2 separate regions of the Homo sapiens genome follow, and region 1 is linked to region 2. A link is an interaction called in ENCODE POLR2A ChIA-PET data of the cell type or tissue named here. Cell type or tissue: Panc1. All regions are shown on one strand. Each heading gives the region's core, and the rest is flanking DNA. Links, peaks and the distances in the headings are about the cores only.

What was found. ChIA-PET counts read pairs that join two places held together with the same protein. Peaks named below come from ENCODE experiments on the same cell type or tissue, not always from the same donor. Only the 100,000 strongest peaks of a DNase experiment are listed, where the experiment ranks them.
Region 1: POLR2A ChIA-PET joins it to region 2 with 6 read pairs; 4 of 35 experiments call an interaction of 5 or more read pairs at or near these places.

Annotation. Positions count from the first base shown.
Region 1 is chr19:18,969,974-18,975,343 of GRCh38, reverse strand. No RefSeq gene overlaps it. Among named protein-coding and RNA genes, the nearest start is that of HOMER3, 31 kb to the right of the region's middle. In Panc1, for the core only: no CTCF peak of the experiment used is centred there; no DNase peak of the experiment used is centred there; H3K27ac peaks cover 3,032 bases.
Region 2 is chr19:19,020,407-19,025,764 of GRCh38, reverse strand. It overlaps SUGP2 (SURP and G-patch domain containing 2), which reads left to right. Exons shown (of 11, transcript NM_001017392.5): 3 at 1-1,146. Among named protein-coding and RNA genes, the nearest start is that of SUGP2, 10 kb to the left of the region's middle. RefSeq lists an enhancer at 1-530. In Panc1, for the core only: no CTCF peak of the experiment used is centred there; no DNase peak of the experiment used is centred there.

The sequences.
Region 1 (5,370 bases), core at 103-5,102, 51 kb after region 2:
AAGTGGAGTTGCTGCAGTGTATGTGGTCTCCTATCTGCATGCATGGTGTCCTTTCCATCCCTTCCCTGTCCACATCATGGTGTGTCATGCAGACACAAATCTTTTTTTTTTTTTTTTTTTTTTTTTCAGACAAGGCTTTGCTCTGTCACCCAGGCTGGAGTGCAGTGGTGCAATCATGGCTCATTGCAACCTCAACCTCCTGGGCCCAACCAATCCTCCTACCTCAGCTTTCCAAGTAGCTGTGACCATAGGCATGAACATGGGTTCATGCCACATGCCTGGCTAATTTTTGAATTTTTATTCTTTGTAGAGATGGGGGCTCCCTATGTCACCCAGGCTGGTCTCAAACTCCTAGGCTCAAGCAATCCTCCCACCTTGGCCTCCCAAAGTGCTGGGATTACAGGCATGAGCTACCACACCCGGCCAGACACTAATTTAACCAGGCCTCTCAGGCTAGATCTGTGGGCTGCTTCCAACTTTTCCTGGTATGAGAAATATTCGGCCAGGCGCGGTGGCTCACGCCTGTAATCCCAGCACTTTGGGAGGCCGAGGTGGGCGGATCACGAGGTGAGCAGATCGAGACCATCCTGGCCAACATGGTGAAACCCTGTCTCTACTAAAAATACAAAAATTAGCTGTGCTGTGGTGGCACATGCCTGTAATCCCAGGTACTCGGGAGGCTGAGGCAGGAGAATCACTTGAACCAGGGAGTCAGAGGTTGCAGTGAGCCAAGATTGTGCCATAGCACTCCAGCCTGGGTGACAGAGCAAGACTCTATCTAAAAAAAAAAAAAAAAGAAAAAGATATATTCTCCAGGTCAGGTGTGGTGGCTCACACCTATAATCCAAGCACTTTAGAAGGCTGAAGTGGGCGGATCACTTGTGGTCAGGAGTTTGAGACCAACCTGGCCAACATGGTGAAACCCCCATCTCTACTAAAAATACAAAAATTGGCTGGGCGCAGTGGCTCACGCCTGTAATCCCAGCAGGCTGGGAGGCCAAGACAAGTGGATCACCTGAGGTCAGGAGTTCAAAACCAGCCTGGCCAACATGGTAAAACCCCATCTCTACTAAAAATACAAAAATTAGGCCGGACATGGTGGCTCACACCTGTAATCCCAGCACTTTGGGAGGCCAAGGCAGGCAGATCACGAGGTCAGGAGATCGAGACAATCCTGGCTAACACGGTGAAACCCCGTCTCTACTAAAAATACAGGCGCTGGTGGGCGCCTGTAGTCCCAGCTACTTGGGAGGCTGAGGCAGGAGAATGGCCTGAACCTGGGAGGTGGAGCTTGCAGTGAGCTGAGATCGTGCCACTGCACTACAGCCTGGGCAACAGAGCAAGACTCCATCTCAAAAAAAAAAAAAAAATTAGCCTGGCATGGTGGCAGGCGCCTGTAATCCCAGCTAGTGAGGAGGCTGAGGCAGGAGAATCGCTTGAACCCGGGAGGCAGAGGTTGTAGTGAGCCGAGATCACGCCATTGCACTCCAGCCTGGGCAGCAGGAGTGAAACTCCATCTCAAAAAAATAAAATAAAATAAAATAAAATAAATGGCCGGGTGTGGTGGCTCATGCCTGTAATCCCAGCACTTTGGGAGGCTGAGGCGGGCGGATCACCTGAGGTCAGGAGTTCGAGACCAACCTGACCAACACAGAGAAACCCCATCTCTACTAAAAATACAAAATTAGCCGAGCATGGTAGCACATGCCTGTAATCCCAGCTACTAGGGAGGCTGAGGCAGGAGAATCACTTGAACCTGGGAGGCAGAGGTTGCGGTGAGCCGAGATCACGCCATTGCACTCCAGCCTGGGCAACAAGAGCGAAACTCCATCTCAAAACAGAAACAAACAAACAAAAATTCCTGCAGGACGCCTTACTCAAGACTGCAAATAAGAGAAACTCTCTCTCTCTCTCTCTCTTTTTTTCTTTTATTTTGCGACAGATTCTCAATTTGTTGCCCAGGCTAGAGTGTAATGGTGCCATCAGGGCTCACTGCAGGCTCAGCCTTCTGGGCTCAAGCGATCCTCGGCCTCTCAAGTGATCCACATCACCCGAGCTAGAGAAACCCGGGGTCCTGATGCCACAGTGGTAAGACCTGCCATGCCGCTGGAGAGCAATAATATGGCACCCACTGCATGCCAGTGCCGTGCCAGCACCAAAGACAGAAAGGGTGGCTCAGGAAGGTTCTGGATTTTGGATTTTAACTTTTGGCTGTAGATGGAGGGTGCTCTTATCTGCTTCTGGGCCAGTGGGACCAGCCCTTTCCTGCATTACCTCACCCCAGTGCTGGTGGGAGGACAGTCTAAACTCTATTCACAGAGCGTCAGAGAGAATGAAGCCCTCGGTTGGGTGTGGTGGCTAACACCTGTAACCCCAGCAATTTGGGAGGCCAAAGTGGGCGGATCACTTGAGCCCAGGAGTCCAAGACCAGCCTGGGCAACATGGTGAGACCCCTGTCTCTACACAAAATACAAAATTTAGCCATGGGTGTTGGTACATGCTTGTGGCCCCAGCTACTCAGGAGGCTGAGGTAGCTGAGGATCACTTGAGCCCTGGGAGTCGAGGCTGTAGTGAGCTATGATTGTGTCATTGCACTCCAGCCTGGGTGACAGAGAAATTTCCTGTCTAAAAAAAAAAAAAAAAAAAAAAATTCGTGGTGCTGGAGCCTCTGAGGAAATGCAGCGCGTAGGAGCTGGGGCTCCCCTGCCTGCACCCGGGGCCTCTGCAGATGACCAGAAAAACTGCCCCACAGGAGCTCAGACTGGCCAGGGGGCCCCAAGACCCACGCTGAAGGCCAGGTCCTGCCAAAAAGTGCACACGGGGTAACTGTCATTTCCCCTAATTAAAAAAATGTTGGTCAATTTCCTGATGGAGAAACAAAGAAGCAGAAAAGAAAACAAATAAAAACCCTGCAACCCCTCCCTTAATCGCTCAGCTCGCAGAGATAATCTCCGTTGGCATGTTCATGACCGCTTTCCAGCATTTCTTTGCCTGCATTTTCAAAACGGTCTTATTATATTTTTGTTCTTATCCAAGAAATGTGACTGTATTGGAGAAGAAACAGCCAACAAGATAAGCAGAGAGAAAAAATAAACAGAAATTATACCTCTCGGCCGGGCACCGTGGCTCACGCCTGTAATCCCAGCACTTTGGGAGGCCAACACAGGCAGATCACTCGAGGTCAGGAGTTTGAAACCAGCCTGGCCAACATGGTGAAACCCCGTCAACATGGCGTGAAAAAAAATTAGCCAGGCGTGGTGGCGTGTGCCTGTAATCCTAGGTACATGGGAGGCTGAGGAAGGAGAATTGCTTGAACTTGTGAGGCAAAGGTTGTAGTGAGCCAAGATCGCGCCATTGCACTCCAGCCTGGGTGACAAGAGTGAAACTACGTCTCAAAAAAATAATAATAAATAATAATAAACGGCCAGGCATGGTGGCTCACACCTGTAATTCCAGCACTTTAGGAGGCCGAGGCAGGTGGATCACTTGAGGTCAGGAGTTCAAGACCACTCTGGCCAACATGGTGAAATCCTGTCTCTATTAAAAGTATAAAAAATTAGCCCGGTGTGGTGGCAAACGCCCCGTAATCTCAGGTACTCGGGAGGCTAAGGGGAGAGTATCGCTTGAGCCCGAGAGTTTAACAGCATGGACAACATAGTAAGACCCCTGTCTCTAAAAAATAAACAATTTAAAAAAAATTTTTTTTTTGGAGACAAGAGTCTCCTTTTGTCACCCAGGCTGGAGTGCAGTGGCGCAACCTTGGCTCGCTGCAACCTCCACTTCCCGGGTTCAAGTGATTCTCCCGCCTCAGCTTCCCATGTGCCTAGAATTACAGGCATGCGCCATCATGCCCAGCTAATTTTTGTATTTTTAGTAAAGACAGGGTTTCTCCACGTTGGCAGGCTGGTCTTGAACTCCTGACTTCAGGTAACCCACCTGCCTCAGCCTCCCAAAGTGCTGGGATTACAGGACTGAGCCACCATGCTTGGCCAAAAGTTTTGTTTTTAAATTTAATGTTTATACTTCTTTCCTCTGCTTAAAAAAAAATACAACATACATCTCTTGGCCAGGCACAGTGGCTCACACCTGTAATCCCAGCACTTTGGGAAGCCGAGGAGGGCGGGTCACCTGAGGTCAGCAGTTCGAGACCAGCCTGGCCAATATGGTGAAACCCCATCTCTACTAAAAATACAAAAATTAACCAGGCATGGTGGCAGGCACCTGTAATCCCAGCTACTCAGGAGGCTGAGGTGGGAGAATCACTTGAATCCGGGAGGCAGAGGTTGCAATGATCCAAGATCGCTCCATTGCACTTGAGACTGGGCAACAGAGCAAAACTCCGCCTAGAAAAAAAAAACAGAAAAAAGTAAAAAGAAAAAAAGAATTCATCTCTCTCACACACATACACACTCACATAAACACACACATATATATACACACACACACACATATCTACAACTCATGTAGGACGGGAAAGGCTATCAGCCCCACCCACCCAGCAGAGCTCCACCTGAGGCAGGTCAGAACAGGAGACAAATTAAAGTTCAAGGCCGGGGCGGTGGCTCACGCCTGTAATCCCAGCACTTTGGGAGGCTAAGGCAGGCAGATCATCTGAGGTCAGGAGCTCAAGACCAGCCTTGGCTGACATGGTGAAACCCCGTTTCTACTAAAAATACAAAAATTAGCCAGGCGTGGTGGCGCATGCCTGTAATCCCAGCTACTTGGGAGGCTGAGGCATGAGAATTGCGTGAAGCCAAGAGACAAGTTGCAGCAAGCCGAGATCGTGCCACTGCACTCCAGCCTGGGAGACAGTCTCACTCTGTCTCCCCCAAAAAAAGAAAAAAAAATAGATATGTGATTCATCCAGAGTTCAGGCTTGATCCCTGACATGGATGAAACTGTCAAGTTATTGAGGCTAATTTCAAAAACTTTTTTCTGTGTGCTATTTTGTTTTAATTTTTTGAGACAGGCTCTCATGCTGTCCCCCAGGCTGGAGTGCAGTGGCGTGATCATAACTCACTGCAGCCTCCTGGGCCCAAGACAATTCTACCTCAGCCTCCAGAGTAGCTGATACTACAGGCACGAGCTACCACACCCGGCTACTTTTCAAAGTTTTTGTAAAGGCGGGCTGTCACTATGTTACCCAGGCTGGTCTCGAACTCCTGGGCTCAAGGGATCGATTGCTCCTGCCTTGGCCTCCCGAAGTGCTGGGATTACAGGCATGAGCCACCATGCCCAGCCTCTTTTATTTTGAATACCAAAATAATACAATAGTTCCCCCTTGCCTGTGGGGAATATGTTCCAAGATTGCCAGTAAATTCCTGAAACTTCAGAAAATACCAAACGTGTATGCACTGTTTTTTTCCTATG
Region 2 (5,358 bases), core at 1-5,000:
ATCCTGGGGAGGCTGACTCTGTGCTTAGGGGCGGCAGTCAAGTCCAGGCCAGAGGTCGAGCTCTAAACATCGTTGACCAGGAAGGTTCCCTCCTAGGAAAGGGGGAGACTCAGGGCCTGCTCACAGCTAAGGGGGGTGTTGGGAAACTTGTCACATTGAGAAATGTGAGCACAAAAAAAATACCCACCGTGAATCGTATTACTCCCAAAACTCAGGGCACTAACCAAATCCAGAAAAACACTCCAAGTCCTGATGTGACCCTGGGGACAAACCCAGGGACAGAAGATATCCAGTTCCCCATTCAGAAGATCCCTCTGGGGCTGGATCTGAAGAATCTTCGGCTCCCCAGAAGAAAGATGAGCTTTGACATCATAGATAAGTCTGATGTTTTTTCAAGATTTGGGATAGAAATAATCAAATGGGCAGGATTCCACACCATAAAAGATGATATTAAATTTTCCCAACTTTTCCAGACTCTCTTTGAACTTGAAACAGAAACCTGTGCTAAAATGCTTGCCTCATTCAAATGTTCCTTAAAACCAGAGCACAGAGATTTTTGCTTTTTTACTATCAAATTTTTAAAGCACTCTGCTTTGAAAACACCCAGAGTTGATAATGAGTTTTTAAACATGCTTTTAGACAAAGGTGCTGTGAAGACCAAAAATTGCTTTTTTGAAATCATAAAGCCTTTTGACAAGTACATAATGAGACTTCAAGACCGGCTTCTGAAGAGTGTCACACCTTTGCTTATGGCCTGCAATGCCTACGAGCTAAGTGTCAAGATGAAGACCCTCAGTAACCCCCTGGACTTGGCTCTTGCCCTAGAAACCACCAACTCTCTCTGCCGGAAGTCTTTGGCCCTTTTGGGACAGACATTTTCCTTGGCCTCTTCTTTCCGGCAGGAGAAAATCTTAGAAGCTGTCGGCCTGCAAGATATAGCTCCCTCACCTGCTGCGTTTCCAAACTTCGAAGACTCCACTTTGTTTGGGCGAGAGTACATAGACCACCTGAAGGCCTGGCTAGTCAGCAGCGGATGTCCCCTCCAGGTTAAGAAAGCCGAACCAGAGCCGATGCGAGAGGAGGAGAAAATGATTCCTCCTACGAAACCTGAAATTCAGGCCAAGGCTCCAAGTAGTCTGAGTGATGGTAAGGAAATCAGCCAAAGTTTCTATTTGTTGTTTTTCGTGTTTCTTTGGTAATGTCTTTTATTCGAGATTTTTTTACACAGAAGTTCTTTAGCCAATTGGAAACATATCAGGATTTTAGTAGAAAACGCACATTGGCCAATATATGTCTGCCATTCATTCTGTGAATGTGTATTAGGAATCTGCTGTTTACCATAGAAGTCTTTAGACAGCCGGGTGTGGTGGCACATGCCTGTAATCCCAGCACTTTGGGAGGCTGAGGCGGCAGATCACTTAAGACCAAGAGTTTGAGACCAGCCTGGCCAACATGGTGAAACCCCATCTCTACTAAAAATACAAAAACTAGCCGGGTGTGGTGGCACGCACCTGAAATCCCAGCTACTCGGGAGGCTGAGTTAGGAGAATCCACTTGGACCTGGGAGGCGGAGGTTTCAGTGAGCTGAGATCACCCCACTGCACTCCAACCTGGGTGACAGAGCAAGACTCTGTCTCAGAAAAATAAAAATTTTTAGACATTTTTAGGTCAAATACCTCTCTGGGAATTTGGTAGAAAGCTGTGGCCATTGCCAGAAAAAATGCTCATCTATTCACGCACAATTTTACCTATATCATCCGGGGGATTCGTACCTTTCTGCAGCCAAGGTTAAGAACGCTTGTTCCTTTTTTTTTCTTTTTAACCTTTGAAAAAAAGAAGGGTTGACTTTCTTTCCTTGTTTTTGTTTTTTTGAGACAGGGTCGTGCTCTGTCACCCAGGCTGGAGTGCAGTGGCATGACCATGGCTCACTGCAGCCCCGACCTCCTAGGCTCAAGTGATCCTTCCGCCTCAGCCTCCTGAGTAGCTGGGACTATAGGCATGTACCACCATGCCTGGCTAACTTTTTTTGTATTTTTTTGTAGAGAATCATGTTGCCCAGACTGGTCTCGAACTCCTGAGCTCAAGTGATCTACCTGCCTCAGCCTCCCAAAGTGCTGGGATTATAGGTGTGAGTCACTGCACCTGGCCTGGAACCCTTGTTCCAACATGTCCCCACAAGGTATTACTAGAAGGGAGAAAAGACACAGAGCACTGTCTCTGAGGAATCCCCAGGCTCCTGAGGGAAGAAAATCACAAAGACCAGTCACTTGTGAGCCAGGGGTGGTAGCATATGTCTGAAATCCCAGCTACTTGGGAGGCTGAGGAGGGAGGATTGCTTGAGGCCAGGAGTTCAAGGCTGCAGTGACCTATGATTGCATCTGTGAATAGCCACCGCACTCCAGCCTGGGCTAGAATCACCCTGTCTCTCAATAAACCAAAACAAAAAAACAGTCACCCCTGTGCTAGAATTAAAGCGACACAGGAGAGGCTCCAGTCTAGCCTGGAAAGTTGGAGAGGTCGTGCTTGAGCTGTATTGAGGGATGTGTAGGGAACAGCCAGGTCATTCCACATAGTGGATACACCTTTTCGCCCTACTCACTTTTGTAGACTGGCTAAAGTTGGTGAATCACTTAAGTACACCTGCTAATTAGCAGTTATCATTGGCTTTCTGGGGAGAGGAAAAGGCCAAGGAGGAGAAATAGAAGTGATGAGCTGTTTGGTTTCCCTCTTCCTTCCTCCTAAGCTCCCAGAATGGACTCTCACAGCCCAGACATCCCAGAGGTCACGAGCACACATGGTAATCATGCTGTCTTAACTCTTGTGATAGGGAGAAAGCACTTTTCCCACGATGTGGTTTTCACCTTCCATTGCCCCCAGTCCAGTGGCGAAGTCTCATTTGTTCCTGACTTTCTTTGCTCTTTCACCACCCTCAGGAAGCCCCAACAGCACTAGACACTAGATAGGTCCCACCACATACAGGTGGCCACACCTACTCCCAGAGAGGGATCCTTCCAGAAGTAGGCTCAGGGCTTAAGGGACCCTACTCCCCAATCCCTCACAAAGTGATGGCATACTGTATGAAGGAAGAAAAGTCACCGATAACCTAAAGTGGTTATAACCCACCCACTTACCCTCCCACAGTCTTTGATGTTCCCCCTGTTTTCCTGCAGCTGCAGGCATGCTGGACTGAAAATGCTACCGCCTGCTCTTCTACATGATTGCCAGAAAGCCCTCTTTGTTTCCACAGCCTTTGCTACATCCTGATATTGACCTAATGTAAATTACCTCACCTTTCCCTTGATGCTGGACTCATGCTGCCTTTTACTAGAGGTTTCTGAAGCCAGACAGACCTGGGTTCACATGTAGTTAGCATCTGCAAGCCTCAGTTCCCTGTCTGGATAGCGGGATAGGTGGCAGCAGGGCCCACATCTCATGAGGCTGCCCCACCGCTGCTTATGTTCCTGTTAGAAATGCTATAATGGGCCAGGCGCAGTGGCTCATGCCTGTAATCCCAGCACTTTGGGAGGCCGAGGCGGGTGGATCATGAGGTCAGGAGATCGAAACCATCCTGGCTAACACGGTGAAACCCCGTCTCTACTAAAAATACAAAAAATTAGTCGGGCGTGGTGGCATGTGCCTGTAGTCCCAGCTACTCGGAAGGCTGAGGCAGGATAATCGCTTGAACCCAGGAGGCAGAGGTTGCAGTGAGCCGAGATCTTGCCACTGCTCTCCAGCCTGGCGACAGAGCGAGACTCTGTCTCCAAAAAAAGAAAAAAAAGAAAAAAAGAAGTGCTGGAATGGGCTGGGTGCAGTCGTTCGCAGCTATAATCCCAACACTTTGGGAAGCTGAAGCAGGTGGATCACCTGAGGTCAGGAGTTCGAGACCAGCCTGGCCAACATGACGAAACCTGTCTCTACTAAAAATCAAAAATTAGCCTGGCATGGTGGCACATGCCTATAATCCCAGCTACTTGGGAAGCTGAGGCAGGAGAGATGCTTGAACTTGGGAAGTGGAGGTTGCAGTGAGCCTAGAGCGCACCACTCCACTCCAGCCTGGGTGATGAGCAAAAGTCCATCTAGAAAAAAAAAAAAAATGCTGGAATGACATCTTTGGTTGAATGCTTTGGTTATTACTGTTAGTTTTATTGTTTTTAATTCTCCTTGAAAGGGTACATTCTCAGGAGTAGGATTGCTGGGCCAAAGCTGTGACCCACTTTCTGACCCTTGTTCGTGGTCATCCTAGCTAAAGATGACCAAATTTGCAGGGGTCCCTAAATTTCATTGCTGACTGTAAACCTCAACATCTTTTGTAAAATCATGTAAAACTAGTAGCTCTGTAAAAAGAGAGCCATGAAAAAAAAAGCAGTTTCATAGGGGACATACTTGGAATAACGTGGCAGTTGAAGGATTGACTCATCATGTGTGAGGAGCTCACACTAGTGTTTAAAATAAGCTGAAAGCTGCAACATGGACACAGACGGGCACAGGACTATGCAATCATTTACAGAACAAACTGGAAAACCTCGCTAGTTCAGCAGTGATTTTAATTGAGTTGAGTGGCTGAACAAATAGACCATTCTTTGCTTTTTTTTTTTTTTTTTTTTTGAGATGGAATTTTGCTCTTGTTGCCCAGGCTGGAGTGCAATGGCATGATCTCGGCTCACCGCTATCTCAGCCTCCCAGGTTCAAGCGATTCTCCTGCCTCAGCCTCCCTAGTAGCTGGGATTACAGTCATGTGCCACCACACCTGGCTAATTTTATATTTTTAGTAGAGACGGGGTTTCTCCATGTTGGTCAGGCTGGTCTCGAACTCCTGACCTCAGGTGATCCACCCGCCTCGGCCTCCCAAAGTGCTGGGATTACAGGAATGAGCCATTGTGCCCGGCCATCATTCTGTACTTTTAAAACTAGACAATTGTTAGGAAACTAAACAATCTTACCATTCGAAGAAACATGTTCTGTGTTGCTGGCAGCATTGTAAATTTAAAGTCATATTGGAGGACATTCACACTTTAAAAAATATTTTGGGCAGGGCATGGTGTCTCATGCCTATAATCCCAGCACTTTGGGAGGTAAAGGAGGGTGGATCTCTTGAGCCCAAGAATTGGAGACCAGCCTGAGCAATGTGGTGAAGCCTCGTCTGTACAAAAAAATAAAGCTGTACGTGGTGGCGCATGTCTGTAATCCCAGCTACTTGGGAGGCTGAGGCCTGAGAATTGCTTGAGCCTAGGAGTTCGAGGCTGCAGTGAGCTGTCATGGGACCACTGCACTCCAGCCTGGGCAACAGAGTGAGACCCCATCTCAAAAAAAAAAATTTGCCTTTTTTTTTTTTTGAGACAGGGTCTCACTCTGACGCTC